2 separate regions of the Homo sapiens genome follow, and region 2 is linked to region 1. Evidence: chromatin loops called from intact Hi-C (ENCODE). Cell type or tissue: A673. All regions are shown on one strand. Region 1 overlaps PCCA (propionyl-CoA carboxylase subunit alpha). Region 2 overlaps PCCA (propionyl-CoA carboxylase subunit alpha).

Region 1 (2,500 bases):
GTTTGCACTATTTCATGACTAAAAATTCAGAGTTAAGGCAGAACATTTCTATGTATCACTATCTGAAATTTCTTTCCAGCCTCCAACTAGTTTTGTAGATCTTCTACCTGATCTCAAAACAAAAACAAAACAGATGCATCAGTCTTTAATGTGTTTCATATACTTGCTAAGTAGAAGTGGTTAAAAAATTAATCAAAGAATTAGTCCTAGTTGCACCATTAACTTTTTTTCCTTATAAACAAAACCAGGATTTTGATGTTCAATTAAGACTCTTGAGTAGGCAGGGTCCGGTAACTCATGCCTGTAATCCCAACACTTTGGGAGCCCGAGGTGTACAGATCATGAGATCAAGAGTTCAAGACCAGCCTGACCAACATGGTGAAACCGCATCTCTTCTAAAAATACAAAAATTAGCCAGGCACGGTGGCGGGCGCCTGTAAACCCAGCTACTAGGGAGGCTGAGGCAGGAGAATCGCTTGAACCCGGGAGGCAGAGGTTGCAGTGGGCTGAGATCACGCCATTGCAATCCAGCCTGGGTGACAGAGCGTGACTCCATCTCAAAAAAAAAAAAAAAAAAAGACTCTTCAGTAGTTAATAAAAGCCAGCAGAAGCAGCTGCTGAAAACTTTAAAAACTTGGTTTGACAAAAATACTCCATTTAACAGCCATTTTTTGGCCTTTAAAGTGGTAAAAGAAAGTTATATTCAGAATTTGGGATATTATCCCAACAGGATAATGTGGTGTTAGTGTCTATCCTCCCAGGATTTTCTGCCTGTCATTGGTTATGGTGAGCTCATATAATCATATTGAGCAATCGTGTTTTTTTCTTAAAGAACGCTATTAAATGTGACACAACCCATAAGCAGGAGAAATTCAATTCTTCAACATTTTCTTTTCAACATACATAGAGAGACATACAACTAACACCATCCAGATGGTTGCTAACATTCAGAGTTTCTTCCCATGGCAGAAGACCTTAGTAAAAAGAGAAGCAGGAGCCGTCAGGAGGCCCCAGGCTTCTGGCTTCTCTCTTTACTTACCAAGTAACCTTGGGTGAGTCACTTGACCTTCCCTGGGTGAGTCACTTCCCTGGGTGAGTCACTCAACCTTCTCATCCCCTCTTGCTGTTAAGTGAGGAGTTGCCCTAGGACAGCCAAATTCCTGTAAGTTTTGAAAGTCTGTGACTTTTTTCTCCAAATGTGAATTCATTAAAACGCTACATGGATTCTGTTTGGAATCCCACTTATCAGTTATTCACACAATGGAAACATGGTAACTTACCACCTCTCTGCTACCTCCTCTGCCCCAAGGAAATTTCAGGCATTCCATGACAGTTTGGTAAATTAACTCCAATTCAAAAGTTTTCAGGTCACAGGAAATTTTATAGAAGAGATTAAATTTCTGGAAATTAACACACTGCTACATTACTGACAGAGAAAAAACTGTGAAGAATAAGGCAGATTTTGTTGACCCTTCAATTTTAAAAAGAGTAAAAAATGCCTATGCTTTGATATTTGAAATCACATTTCCTAGGTGCTAAATTTATAAATAAAATCATTGTTTTCTTTAATCACAACAAATTAAACTAGCAAACACATTGACTGAATTTTGATATCCCATTATGTAACTAGTTTGTTAAGGTGTATGAAAGGCAATTGTCAACGCATATCTGCCTGTATTTTTTGGAGACAACATTCTAATTTATTAAAGAGTTTCCATGACCACTAGGGAAGCAGTTTTTGGAACTCCTTCCTTCCCGCTTCACTGTTCTCTCTCTTCCTTCCTTCCTTCCTTCCCCAACTCCTCTACCCTGCCCCCAATGAATATTTCCTGAGAAGTACAAGAAGTGTGACAGTGAACAAGACTAGGTCCTTGCCTTTACAAAGCTCCTATTTTAGTGTGAAGAGGCTGAAATTAAACAAGTGGACAAAGAAATAAACACGAGAACTCAAGTGCATGATAAGCACAATGATGGAAATGAACACCATCTTAAGTGACTAAGGGGTCACTTAAGAGACCAAAAGCTAATTCTGCTTCCAAATATAAAAACACAGAAGACAAAACAAACAGTAACAATAACCCAAAAAACCTCTCATTCAAATTCATGACTAAAAGAATTTGATTAGATATCAAATATGAGCTTACTGAAAATATGATGTTAATGTATTTATTTATGAAAGTGATCTAAATATGTATTCTATTAATTCTCACAAGACACCAATTTGAACACAATTTAGACTTTTGAAAAACGTGTTGATCAATAGTATTCCCTAGAACATACTTTATAAACTGCTCCTATAAAAGCTGGCTAGATAATGAATAATGTCACAATAAAATCGAAACCCATAGTTTAAAGGCCCTTCAGGATCTGCCTATCTCCACCTCCCTCACTGGCACCTCTCCGCCTAGCCTCCCTGTGTCCTGGCCTCCTGGACATGCAGAGCTGCCTTGCACTATCTGACCACATGGATTGATACCCCATCAACTCCTGCTCCACGACT
Region 2 (2,500 bases), 86 kb after region 1:
CTATAACATTAAAAAGGACACTTGGGGAAAAGCCATCTTGAGAAACAAGGCTTGAAAAACAAATCATTCCTCAATACAGATGTATCATTTCAGAGAACACAGAATTTTCAAAATAAAATCCACAATCTGGCCGGCCATTGTGGCTCACGCCTGTAATCCCAGAACTTTGGGAGGCCGAGGCGGGCGGATCACGAGGTCAGGAGATGGAGACCATCCTGGCTAACAAGGTGAAACCCCATCTCTACTAAAAACAAAAAAAATTAGCTGGGCTTGGTGGCACGAGCCACCCAGCTACTCAGGAGGCTGAGGCAGGAGAATCGCTTGAACCTGGGAGGCGGAGGTTGCAGTGAGCCAAGATCGTGCCACTGCACTCCAGGCTGGCGGACAGAGCGAGACTCCATCTCAAAAAAATAATAATAAAATAAAAATAAAATCCACAATCTTAATTATTACAGCATTTTACACTTTATACGGTTTTAAGGGTTTAAAGATCCAAAAATTCAATTCATTTATTCTGGAAAGTCAAACTTCAAAAAGACAGGTGGGCAAAACAAATCTTATACTCTTACATCACATCTACTTAAATAATTGGTAATTTGTAAAAACTGAAGAGAAAAGATCAAAAAGTACTCTAACAAACACTGCCTATCAGCCCAACTCTTGCCATTCATTCATACTTCCATCTCAGGTAATTTCTGCCAATGGCCAAAAAAAACCTTAATTCCTTCTCATGGCAATGAGTTAGGCTGGCACCACTGGTTAGATGTTTATTATTATTATTGTTCATGCATGTGTGTGATGGTGTGGCATGATTTAGTTGGGGAGGAGGAGTACTACAAACTAACATAACGCTGAATTTTCTCTCAAGAGAAAAAACCTGCTCTGCTTTCACATTTACATCAGTGCATAATTAGTTGTTTAATTATAGCTTATGATTCAGATAAAGGCCCAGTTTCAGACTCTTTAAATATCATTGATTTTTCGAAGAAATCAAATAATCCATTGAGAAATTAAACTAACTTTTGAAATCATAGGATCATAATAAATGCTAATATCACTTCCTGGTTGGATGCCACTGTCCACTCGGACCTGGGAGAAAAAAAGAAAAAAAGAAAAGTAATTCATATTGTGTAGATATTTTTTTGTAACCACCAATTTCATTTCCATGGAGAAAATGGATAGAGAATTTCAATCTCAAATAACATTTCAACTTCTGGAAAATAGGAAAACAATCTAAAATCTTGATCCGTTAATATGTAATGCAACACATTTTTTGTTCTGCCACTGAATGACGAAACTAAAAAACAGCAAAAATAAAAAATAAAAAATGAAGACTTCCTACATCACTATGCCAGGATGCTGTGGCTCTCTGATGGTGTCTTCCAGCTGAAGCATGGCATGGACGATGCCCTTGCTAACTGCACTCCCTGCCAGACCCTTCTGAGCCCACCAGTGAGGCCCCTCGTCAAGCCTGGTCCTCAGCTCCATAGGAATGTGGGCCTGGGCCTTTCATGTCTGTAACACTTTCCTTTTCTGCCTCACCCTCTCAACTGTAAAACACTATTTTTCTGTTACTGTTGCTCCCCTGAGGCTTTCATGTTTACACAGCTTTTCCTATGGCTTTGCTTTGTAAAGCCCCAATTAGAGTTCTGATTTTGTGATTTTCTTGGGGTGGGGGGTAGGGGGATAGCACAAGTTCAAAATATTCTTTTGAAGAGGCTGATTGCTGTTAACCAGCCAACGAGTGAGTTAGTACATCACTGATTCTTGTTTTCATTTCCCAGTTTGATACCAGCAGCAAGGCACGGAGGTTAGCCATGCAAAACTTTAAAAATGAGCAGTTACTGAGGACAGAACATTTATTAAATTATTAGAAAGAAGTTTTGGAATCTGAAGTATTTAAAAGCTAATCAAAATACTTCAGACTGTCAGGCACATCCTAGGGGTCTTGAGGATGGAGGAACTGAATCAAAGCTGCTGGAACAGCAGGACTTTGATGCCCAACATTGTAAAGGGGTGGGAAGAGAAGAGCGGAAGCTCACGTAGCCTTCCACCTGTGGGAAGAAGCCTTCCTAATAAACAGCAGCTCATCTGTCTGCAGCAAGGCAGAAAAAGGTCAACACAGCGGCTGTTAGGCCTTTAATATTTTAATTTAGGCAATTATCAAGGGACCACATGTAGAACCTCTTGTCTAGGATATCCACATGAGGGTATAATGATGGCTTTATTATACGGTGACATCAGAAGACAAGCGATAGTTTCATTTTCTTAAAATTCACACTACTATTATTCTCTTTGTAAGGTTGTAAAAGGAACACTATAACATACCTGAAGGGCTTTTATTTCTGTATTTGCAAGCACAAACAAAAATATAGATATCTGTATTCGTATTCACATTCATATACAAAAATCTTAATTATAAACAAAAATCATTCAGCACACTTACGAAATATACTTGGCTTTCTATTTTCTGAAAACATATTTCAGGACATAAACTGAT

The links. Hi-C counts contacts between places; a loop is a spot of excess contacts. Peaks named below come from ENCODE experiments on the same cell type or tissue, not always from the same donor. Only the 100,000 strongest peaks of a DNase experiment are listed, where the experiment ranks them.
Region 2: it touches region 1 in a loop (5-fold over the local background); 2 of 110 quality-filtered maps call a loop at or near these places.

Annotation. Positions count from the first base shown.
Region 1 is chr13:100,391,496-100,393,995 of GRCh38, reverse strand. All of the region lies in intron 19 of PCCA (propionyl-CoA carboxylase subunit alpha), which reads right to left. LOC124903201 (a long non-coding RNA gene) reads right to left here. Exons shown (of 2, transcript XR_007063854.1): 1 at 1,281-2,500; 2 at 1-1,143. Among named protein-coding and RNA genes, the nearest start is that of PCCA-AS1, 88 kb to the left of the region's middle. RefSeq lists enhancers at 927-1,221, 490-1,689. In A673, no CTCF peak of the experiment used is centred here; a DNase peak (open chromatin) is centred at 1,065; H3K27ac peaks cover 2,500 bases.
Region 2 is chr13:100,305,781-100,308,280 of GRCh38, reverse strand. It overlaps PCCA (propionyl-CoA carboxylase subunit alpha), which reads right to left. Exons shown (of 24, transcript NM_000282.4): 15 at 1,021-1,089. Among named protein-coding and RNA genes, the nearest start is that of PCCA-AS1, 170 kb to the left of the region's middle. In A673, no CTCF peak of the experiment used is centred here; no DNase peak of the experiment used is centred here; H3K4me3 peaks cover 1,299 bases; H3K27ac peaks cover 1,581 bases.